2 separate regions of the Homo sapiens genome follow, and region 2 is linked to region 1. A link is an interaction called in ENCODE POLR2A ChIA-PET data of the cell type or tissue named here. Cell type or tissue: K562. All regions are shown on one strand. Each heading gives the region's core, and the rest is flanking DNA. Links, peaks and the distances in the headings are about the cores only.

What was found. Peaks named below come from ENCODE experiments on the same cell type or tissue, not always from the same donor. Only the 100,000 strongest peaks of a DNase experiment are listed, where the experiment ranks them.
Region 2: POLR2A ChIA-PET joins it to region 1 with 7 read pairs; 2 of 35 experiments call an interaction of 5 or more read pairs at or near these places.

What each region holds. Positions count from the first base shown.
Region 1 is chr22:21,654,177-21,659,544 of GRCh38, reverse strand. It overlaps the pseudogene LOC107985532. Among named protein-coding and RNA genes, the nearest start is that of MIR130B, 3.6 kb to the right of the region's middle. RefSeq lists a silencer at 1,705-2,034. In K562, for the core only: a CTCF peak has its summit at 2,057 (motif pointing right); DNase peaks (open chromatin) are centred at 1,494, 1,974 and 2,824; H3K4me3 peaks cover 1,943 bases.
Region 2 is chr22:21,069,984-21,075,351 of GRCh38, reverse strand. It overlaps the pseudogene TUBA3GP and the pseudogene LOC112268300. Among named protein-coding and RNA genes, the nearest start is that of LRRC74B, 27 kb to the right of the region's middle. In K562, for the core only: a CTCF peak has its summit at 2,481; no DNase peak of the experiment used is centred there; H3K27me3 peaks cover 3,107 bases.

The DNA of each region.
Region 1 (5,368 bases), core at 77-5,076:
AGGCAAGCCCAGCTAATTTTTCTGTATTTTTAGTTGAGACGGGGTTTCACCATGTTGGCCAGGCTGGTCTTGAACTCCTGACCTCAGGTGATCCACCTGCCTCGGCCTCCCAAAGTGCTAGGATTACAGGCGTGAACCACCATGCTTGGCCTTTTTTTTTTTTTTTTTTTTTTTAATTAAGATGCATTCTAAAGTAGTCAGAGGTACAATGATGTCTGAGATTTCCCTTCAAATACTTCAGAAAAAGGCCTAGGGTTATGGAGAGTGAAACACATTTGGCAAGATGGGGACAGTTGCTGAGGCTGACGACAGGTTCTTGGGGGTGTTCGCTGTCATCTCCAGTTTTGTACATGTTTACTTTAATAAAAAGTGCCTCTTTTTTTTTAAGTGCCAAACACAGGGCCAGAGACAAGCCACAGGGCCACACCAAGGACATGGTTGGTCGGTGCCAGGACTCTCTCAACTTTTTTTTTTTTTTTTCGAGACGGAGTCTCACTCTGTTGCCCAGGCTGGAGTGCAGTGGCGCTGTCTCAGCTCACTGCAACCTCCGCCTCCTGCGTTCAAGCAATTCTCCTGCCTCAGGCTCCTAAGTAGCTGGGATTACAGGCACGCACCACCACGCCTGGCTAATTTTTGTATTTTTAGTAGAGACGGTGGTTTCACCATGTTGGTCAGGCTGGTCTCGAACTCCTAATCTTGTGATCCGCCCGCCTCGGCCTTGTCCCAAAGTGCTGGGATTACAGGCGTGAGCCACCGCACCCGGCCTTTTTTTTTTTTTTTTTTAATTGATTCAGGTTTGCTTGGTTGCTTGAGCCAGCCCTACCTACAGGCCTTCATCCACCACTCCAAAACACTCACCAAGGTGAGCAGTGAGGGCTCTCTCTCTCGGAAAGGTGGCCCAACTTGCTCAGGATCACACAGCCAGGAAGGAAGTAGCAGAGCTGAAGTCAGTCTCCTAACTAAAGAATCTAGCTAGGGGCAGCGCCTCTCCTCCCAGGTCCAGACTGCCCAGGCCCCTTCCTGCTCTGGATAAAACCTGATCCAAGGAGGGCAAATCCAACCGGAAGAATGGAGGTGGTCACCTAGCCCTCGGCCTGGCTGCACTGGGCTCAGACCCCCGCCCAGGGCCCAGCACGGGGAGAGGTTGATCCTCGCCCCGGGAGTAGAGGTGCACGCGGTGGATGCTCTGCTTCAGCTGCTCCACCTGCTCGTGCATCTCCAGGGCGCCCATGCTGTTGCAATGGTTCAGCTCCGCCTGCACAACACAGAAGAACTTCGCCTGCAACAAGAGTAGGAGAGGCAGGGCAGGGGGAGGTCCGGGGCGTGAGACGCCTGCCCGCTCCACTCCCCAGGCTGTGCAGCCTCGGCTTTCTGATAGATCCTACCCTGCAGCCCCAGCTAGGCCGACGGCGACCTCTCCACCCCACCCCCATCCCCGGCCCCCAAAGCTCCAATCGTCGGAGCTCTTTCCTAGGGGACGGCGGACCCGGGTAGTGACAGTTCCCGCCCAGCCGGTCCCATGCCCCGCGGCCGCATCCGGAAAAAAGAGAGCCCGCGCTGTTCCAATTGTACCACCCTCTCCGCCAGCGACGGGTTGCGGACGGGGCTGCGGAAGAGGAGGCGCAGCGCGCGCCCAGTGTAGGTGTCCGCCTGCCTCTCCAAGTCCTCCTCGGAGATCTGCTGGCAGGTCTTGCTCTGCGGGACCTCGCTGTCGAACTTGTCTAGGATCTCTACGAGCGAGCGCGGCTGGAGAGCCCGGGTGGCCTGGAAGCGGAGCAGGCGTCTGGGCGGGGCTCCCGAGGGTCTCGGCGCGCCGACCGCCACTCCCCCCGAGGCCGGAGCGTGGGGTCACCAGGGGAGGCGGGGCCCGTCGTGCGGGACTGCCGGGACGCACCCTCTCTCCCCACGGCCGCGGCGCAGGTGCGGACTCTCTAGCCTACTGCAGCCGCGCCGCCCCGCCCCAGCCAATCCGCGCGGAAGCCGGGGGCGGGGCCAATCCCCAGTCGCCTGCCTCAGGCGACAATGCCCGTTGCTCTGGGCACGCGCGCTCACGACCTCGAGGGGGCGAACGCGGCTGCGCGGGTCCTGGCCCAGTTCCGCAGGGGCCATCGGGCCTTTGACCCGGGTCGGGCTCTTGGCTGCGCCGAGGACGTGGTTGGTCAGCAACTTCTTTAAGGTCCCCACCTCTCGGCAGGCCCCTAGTCCCCTCCGACGGGCGCCCCTCCTCGCTGTCTGTAGCCTCCCGGGCCTCATCCAGGCAACGCCCCGAGAACTTCACTCTGCCCCTAACCCCTCTAGTTCGGACTTTTCACCCTCCTCCCTCTCCTTCACTCTCCATTGGCCTCCCCAGATTCTGCGCTCTCCTCCCCTTTACAGCCACTTGTTTGCTCTGTACTCGCTGCATCTCCGGCCCCTCCTCAGTGTCCTGTTCCTCCTGCTCCACCTCGCTGTCCTTTTCCTCTTGCCCCTCGAATGCGTTTCTGAAGGTCCTGGCTTCACCGTCTCATCTGGGACGATCTTACACACTTCTTGTTCCTGATTAGAACCCATAACTGACTGAAAAACACACCCACTGTGTCTCACCCTTCAGCTCCAGACCCACATCCAAATGACCACTGGGGACGATTCTTGGGCATCTCATGCTGAACATGTCCACATTCACGCACAGCTTCTTCTCCCTGAAAGCTACTTTTCTTACCCCTCTCCCCTCCTACTTGGTCAGCCACTGACCCCAGCCACTAACAAGGGGGTGCACCCTGGACTGCGTCCTCCCTTGTCCCCTCCTTGTCCTCCATCAGCCCTGAGATCCATAGTGTGCCTGAGACGTTTAATCAGATTTTTCATCTCTTACTGCTAAACCACCACCCCTCAGCTCTTCCAACATAGGAAGTGACATTTATTTCCTCCTGCCTGGGGACAACCAAAGAAGAATGAGGTCTGTCCTGATCATCTTGTCTAGGAGTGCAGGCAGAGAGACTTGTCAGGTACACTTGGGCTCAAATCTCTATTCTACTTCCTGCCCTGGTGTGACTTACAAAATGAAACTTTAAAATCTATAGTATGTGCCTTTTTTTCTTTCTTTTTTTCTTTCTTTCTCTCTCTCTCTCTCTCTCTCTCTCTCTCTCTCTCTCTCTCTCCCTCCCTCCCTCCCTCTCTCTCTCTCTCTTTCTTGTCGGAGTCTCACTTTGTCGCCAGGCTGGAGTGCAATAGCGCGATCTCAGCTCACTGCAACCTCCGCCTCCCAGGTTCAAGAGACTCTCCTGCGTCAGCCTCCGTACTAGCTGGGACTACAGGCATACACCATCATACCCAGCTAATTTTTGTATTTTTAGTAGAGGCAGGGTTTCTCCATATTGGCCAGGCTGGTCTTGAACTCCAGACCTCAGGTGATCCCCCCGCCCTCGGCCTCCCAAAGAGCTGGGATTACAGGCGTGAGCCACCGTGCCTGGCCAGGATGTGCCTTTTTTCATACAGGACAAGCACCCCCTTGAGGGTGGAGCAGATCCCTAATCACCCTCCCATCATGTCATTCCAGTAACCCATGCTTCACACTTTATACCTGTATTTGTATTTTTAAAAAGTGTAGGCCGGGCACAGTGGCTTACAGCTCCCAGCACTTTGGGAGGCCGAGGCGGGTGGATCACCTGAGGTCAGGAATTCGAGACCAGCCTAGCAAACATGGCGAAACCCTGTCTCTACTAAAAATACAAAAATTAGCCGGGCGTAGTGGCACATTCCTGTAATCCCAGCTACGCGGAAGGCTGAGGCAGGAGAATTGCTTGAACCCAGGAGGCAGAGGTTGCGGTGAGGCGAGATTGCACCATTGCACTCCAGCCTGGGCAACAAGAGCGAAACTCCGTCTCAAAAAAAGGGTGGGGGGTTATTGGGCCCCTCCTCTTTGTCAGACACTGCCAAGAGATTTTTTTTTTTTTTTTTGAGACGGAGTTTCCCTCTTGTTGCCTAGGCTGGAGTGCAATGGCGCAATCTCAGCTCACCGCAACCTCTCCCTCCTGGATTCAAGTGATTCTCCTGCCTCAGCCTCCTGAGTAGCTGGGATTACAGGCATGCGCCACCATACCTGGCTAATTTTGTATATTTATTTTTTATATTTTCAAGAGGGAGTCTTGCCCTGTTGTCCAGGTTGGAGTGCAGTGGCGCGATCTTGGCTCACTGCAACCTCTGCCTTCCGGGTTCAAGCAGTTCTCTGCCTCAGCCTCCCTAGTAGCTGGGATTACAGGTGCCCACCACCACACCCGGCTAATTTTTGTGTGTGTGTGTGTGTGTTTTTAGTAGAGATGGGGTTTCACCATCTTGGCCAGGCTGGTCTTGAACTCCTGACCTTGGACCCACCTGTCTCAGCCTCCCAAAGTGATGGGATTACAGGCGTGAGCCACTGCGCCCAGCCTAATTTTGTATATTTAGTAGAGATGGGGTTTCTCCATGTTGGTCAGGCTGGTCTCAAACTCCCGAACTTAGGTGATCCACCTGCCTCGGCCTCCCAAAGTGCTGGGATTACAGGCATGAGCCACTGCGCCTGGCCAGAGATTTTTTAAATGACAGTTGTCTCTGCCTCAGGGGCTCCCAGTCTAATGGACACTTCTGCCACAGGGAGAACATTTTGATTTAGGCCGGGTGCGGTGGCTCATGCCTGTAATCCCAGCACTTTGGGAGGCCCAGAAGGGCAGATCATGAGGTCAGGAGTTCGAGACTAGCCTGGCCAACATAGTGAATCCCCGTTTCTACTAAAAATACAAAAATTACTGGGTGTGGTAGCACCTGTAGTCCCAGCTATTCGGGAGGCCGAGGCAGGAGAATCGCTTAAACCCGGGAGGCGGAGTTTGCAGTGAGCCAAGATCGTGCCACTGCACTCCAGCCTGGGCGACAGAGCAAGACTCCATCTAAAAAAAAAAAAATTTGATTTAACAAGCTGTTCTGGAGGAATATTCAATGCTGTGAAGCCCAGAGAAGGCTTCCATTGGGAGGGAGCCAGTGAGCAGAGCCCTGAGTTCAGTCTCCCCGCAGCAAGAGCAGGAGACAGCTGCATGGGGGTCTCCAGCCAGTGGGTACAGAATCTGTACAGGACTGAGGGGTGGCCACCTCCAGCCATGGCCCCTGGTGCCTAGAGGAAGGGAGGATGGATCTAAGTCAGATGACCCTAGGATCAAGGAACCCCAAGGGATCAGGACTAGGAAGCCAAGGAGCATGTGTCATTGCCCCTGTTCCTCCCACGGGTGCCAGGGCTTCTCTCCCCAGGGTAGGGGTAAAGCAGTTTCCCAATGCGCCCAGCTAGGGATGAGGGGAACTCCCAAAAGCCCATCTGGAAACCTAGTCCTCCTCTAAAGAAGATTTGAATGACTGTGACTGGGCA
Region 2 (5,368 bases), core at 277-5,276, 580 kb after region 1:
TTTTGGTTTTGTTGTTGTTTTATTTTTGTATTTTTAAGTTTTGTTAATCTAATTTTTTTTTTTAGAGGTAGCCTCCCTCTGCCACCCAAGCTGGAGTGCAGTGGTGCAATCATGGCTCACTGCAGCCTCAGACTCCTGGGCTCAAGTGATCCTCCCACCTCAGCCTCCTGAGTAGCTGGGACTACAGGTGCAGGCCACCACACCCAGCTTTTGTTTGTTTTTTGGGTTTGTTTTTTTTTAGAGATAGGGTCTCACGTTTTTGCCCAGACTGGTCTCGAACTCTTGGCCTCAAGGGATCCTCCTGCCTCAGCCTCCCAAAGCCTGGGGTTATAGCATGAAGTCTGTTTTAACATGCATTGGTCATTGACTGTTTTTGGTGCATAGAAGGACCCTCCAGGGACCAGGCCTGGGGACATCAGTCACCCCACCCTCCCCCCCAACTTGCAGTAACACTTGGTTCAACCCCACTGTCCAACCCATCTGACTCAGTAGCCCCTCCCAAGGGAGCAGAGCTAAAAAAAAAAGCTGGTTTTCCCACTGCAAGATGCTGCAGGTCGTTCTCTTCTGGGCCTCCTCGTCCTTCATAAAGTGAGGAGGCCTGAACAGGGCTCCTCACTAACCCCAAGAGCACATGATTCCTGAAGGGTTCCAGAATTGTTTTCTTAATATCCATTATGGCTCAAAGTTATGTTAAGGGTTTGTCAGCCCTGTCAGATTTAAAGGTAAGCATTATTAGTCAGGTGTGGCCACATGCTTGTAGTCCCACTACTCTGGAGGCTGAGGCAGGAGGATTGCTTGAGGCCATGAGTTCAAGGCTGCACTGAGCTGTGATTGCATCACTGCACTCCAGCTCAGGTGACAGAGCAAGACTCAGTCTCTAAAAACCAAAAAAATTTTAAAAAAAATTTCAAAACCCTTACTTCCTCCTTTCTGCTTCCCTCTCATCCTTGTTTCCAGAAGGGACCGAGTCATTACTGAGGGGAAGAGAGGAAGCTCAGATGGTGCCAAGCTGAAGGGAAGCCAGCTCTGAGTCAGGCCCAGGTCTGCAGACTGCCCTGCCGTGTGCTGTGGGGAGCTGGACATTAGTCACCCTGAGAGCACGGGGACACCTAAACACCGCGGCTACAGACGCTCTGACTCTGTCTGGCCTGGCCCGCAGAGGGACTGTGGCCTCAGAGGAGGATGCTGGCCCATTGTGGGAGCTGCTGCAGGGTGGTGGGGCTCATCTGCTCATGGGAGATGGGGTCCTTCCCCCGACCAGTCAGTGGAGACTAAAATAATGGCAGTTTGTACCAAAGGAAATGCGAGGTGGCCATTCTCTGCTTTGTGCCTTTTCCACGAGTCACTGGTAGACTGAGGTGGCCAAACTTCACCCACCACATGCTTCTGGCTGCACCCCTCCTTGGTTCTGGGCAACCCTGACTCCGTCTTTCTTGAGTTGAGTGTGCCAAGCTGACAGAGTTCCAAGCGTGACACCACCATAACCTTCACCACCCACCGAGCAGCAAAGATCTCATTCTCTGAGGAAGAACTCCCCAGAAACTCTCACAAGGAGGGCCATCCTATCCCTGCAGGGATTTGGGGAGAATTTTCTTTTCAGTATTGGCATGGAAAGGGAGCTGGAGTGGCCTCTGGAGTAGCCAAGATCCATGGCGTCTCAGACACAGGAGCCTCCACTTGTTCAAGATGACAAATGGTGAAACGGAAATGTCCTCATGGATCCCTAAAACACCTGGTTGCATCTTTTTTTCAAGAGCGCAGTTTCCAATTGCAGGTGATTTGACTAAACTTGGTAAGAGGCCAGGGAAGAACCAGGATTGAGGCTGAGTGTTCTGTTGGCTGAACCGTCATCTGGTCTCACCCCAAAAGTGGTGGCAGGAGAGCTCCCGCAAGGGACTGCCCCAGACCTTCCACTTGGGTGACTGAGAGCCAGTTGGGATGAGAGCCAGTTGGAATTCCAAAGGAAGAAGCACTTAATGTGAGGGTGGTCAGTCCAAAGCATGTGTTAGGGGAACTTCCATACACACAAGGCTGCAGTATGGCCTCACGAGGGACGGCAAGGATGGAGGTTCTGCCTAGGCATGCTGCAGTGAGGGGGTGGAGTGTGGAGTTTATATAAGGGTGCAAGGAATTTGGCTGGGGCGGGGCCAGTTTCCACATGCTTAGCAACATGTCAGATCTTTTACTGTTTCAGGCAACAAACAACATGTTTATCAGTGTCTGGTAAGAAGCAAGGCCCCAGCTAGGGTTTGAGCCTGCAGGGGGAACATACAGCTGACCAGGTCACAGAGCAGTCAAGGCACACTCTTGGTCAGGACAAAGCTGGGGGGACAAAATGGGAGACCCAACACTGTGAGTCAAGCAGGGGACACATGCCCTGGTTAGAGCCCATGGGGCAGACTCTACCAGGCCAGAGCAAAGGAGAGCCCTGGCCAAGGTACTCCACATGGGGGGCTGTGACCCCATGGGCAAGCCTTCTACCCAAGCACATTTGTCCTCTAGAGGGTCCTCTCGGTCTTGCTGATGCTGACAACACCAAGTCCAGGGAAATCCATCCCGTTAAAATAAAGCTCTGGCCCAAGTGTGGTTGCAGATCTTTCTATCTTCACAAAAAGGAGTAAGCAAATTACAAATCGAGGGAAATCTGAACCAGTGGTCTTCATCTGGGATTCTCTGGTGGTCAGAAGGAAAGTCTCAAGCATTCAGACCACGGGAGGAACCCAGTCATGGAATCCAGTAGCTAAACTCCAGAGTGAGAGGCTTTATTGAGGGATCTGGCCAGCAGCCCGCAATGCAATGGGGCTCTCTCTTTGCTCCTAGGTGGATTGGCAGGTTGAGAAATAATAGACACACACAAGATAGTGAAAGCTGGGTCCAGGGGGTCACTGCCTTCTGGTCCCATGGTGCCAACAATGCACTGGATATACCAGCATTTACTATTAAGTTTAGTGAGGGCGGGGGTAGGTTAGTGAGGGATTTAGGGTCATTTGATTATGAGGTGAGATGGTCACATGGGGATGAAGTAATTCTTTAACATAGCATTTGTATGTAGAAGTACAGTACATTTGTATGTAGAAGTACGGTATACAAAGATAAGAATTTACAATATAGTGTGTGCATCAGTAATTTCTAACAGAGTCTTAGAACAGAAACACAGTCTTTCCATAACCTATGATTAGCAAGATATTAATCAGCAGTAACAATTGCAACAAAAGCTGGTTACAAACAATCCATGGAAACAGGACGTGAAGCTAGACAACTGGTTAGACCAGAAATTCTCAGAAGGGAGTATGCCTTCACCCTAAAGAGGCCTAGAAGAGCTGTGGCAAGATGAGGGCGTTTATAGCCGTATCTTATCCATATGGACAGGCGCCCCCCATGCATCCGTTTATAGGCTCTCCACAAGGGTTGCATTCCATTCCCAGAGCTATGAATATCTGCTTTTCTGGGATAGGAATCTTGGTGATGTGAAACCTCCCTGACTGCACGTCCATTCATAGGCTCTCTGCAGGTGGAAGGACATCACGTGCTGTTGGCTCGTTCTGGCAGTCCAAGCTGGCATTGTCTTTACACAATCCTGCATGCAATTTTGTATTTACAATAATCAGGAGCATTTCATCTTTTATTCCATAGCAATAGTTTCAGGGTGTCTCCCTACAAGGCTTGACCACTGTTTGCAGAATACTCGGGTAGGTAGGAAACAATGTGAGAGCTTCCAAAATCAAAATCAGAAACCCAATTCCAGTACTTGGTGACTGGAGTGTTTCCTGCCTGTCACCATCTAAGGCAGCTCAGATGTACAGTTCAGCGTGAACACACCTGGAGGATGAAGTGGCAAGTCCCTGCTGCTGCTGCTGCTTGGCGCCATCAGGGCAGACCAGGTTCCTTGTCCAGGCCAAGTATGGACCAGCCACCCTTACCCTTCCCTAAATGGACCCGTGGCCAAGGGCTTCTGGGGCATGACCTGCCTTTGGCAGTTCTGAGCCTCAGGACTCAGGACTGATACAGGGCTTTCAGCTTGAAGTGGCTTTGAGGGAAATGTGCAGACACAAATGTTGCTCAAGGAGCACACTTCAGTAGGTGCTGCAGTTACGGGGCTCGTCCGTTCCTATTGGCTGCGCTTTGTGTCTCCTCAGGGAGAAACAAAGACAGCACCTCCCTCGGGAGAGTGCCGGCCCTGTTGGAATGCAGCGGCCGCAAAGGATCCAGCCAGAGGACACCCCGCCAGCCCAGCGCTACCAGGCTGCCCAAGTGGGGTGGGCCTGGAAGAAGGCAGCAGGTGCGGGGCAGCACCTAGGATGGGCCAGAGACTTGTCACACCACTGTCCCCAGCAAAGGCTACGTGTTGTCTCCTTCAGTTGATAATAAGTCTTTCTGAGATGCAGAGGGTCCGGGTCATATGTTCTCTACTGTTTTTTGATGATATTATGGCACAAACATAGAATGAGGTTTTTATGCAGGTCCTGGTTGTGCCACAGCTGAACTAACCAGGTCACTTCACCTTGAGTCAACTTCCTGGAGCTGACTTTGGTTCTGAGAAAAGATATCTGGATTCCCAGGTCTTTTACAAACAGATGTTAACACACTTCACTTGAAGTGAAAGGTGCAAGGTTTTCTACCAAGACAGTTGACAATGCTGAGGGGCAAGGTGACCGTGTGTGTGCGTGGAGGGTAAATGCTGCCTTCCAGGTTACCATGGAGCAGTGGGGGGTCAGGATGGGTGTGTTGTGACCTTCTGTGGGTCACAAATACTGTGGAGAACTCAGTAACACTTTCCCCCTTCTAAAATGTCCTGACCTTACACATTTGACCTACAGCTTTAGGGATTTCATGGACACGCCCCATTCATAGACCTCAGATTTAAACACTCTGCTTCTAGGCTCTTCTTTTTAGCCAGTACATCCCATCAATAGAAAAGCCCCAAAAATTGCAAATTCAGTTGAAACCCTGACTTAGCTTTCCTAGAATTTAGGAAACCTATCCACTCAACGCTTGGCTTGTTTCTCCTGGGTCAAGTCACTTCCATGGCAGCTCCTTAAGTACATACACTCCTGCTGCACCCCAACCGCATGCCAGCAGGGCAGGCTGGGACCCCACTGACTGTCCATGCAGGCTCTGGGGTCCCACCTGCTCCTGTAGGCAGAGCCAAGCAGCATGACACACAGAGGTCTTGGTTTTATAGAGAAACTTTAATTGCAAACAACCTGAAAGCAGCCATGCTGGGGGCGGCAGGAGAGCCCACCACACCCTCCCCTCAGTATTCTTTGCCTTCTTCAGCCTCCGCTTCCACAGAATCCATGCCCACCTCTTCATAATCCTTCTCCAGAGCTGCCAGGTCCTTGCGAGCCTCAGAGGACTCCCCCTCCTC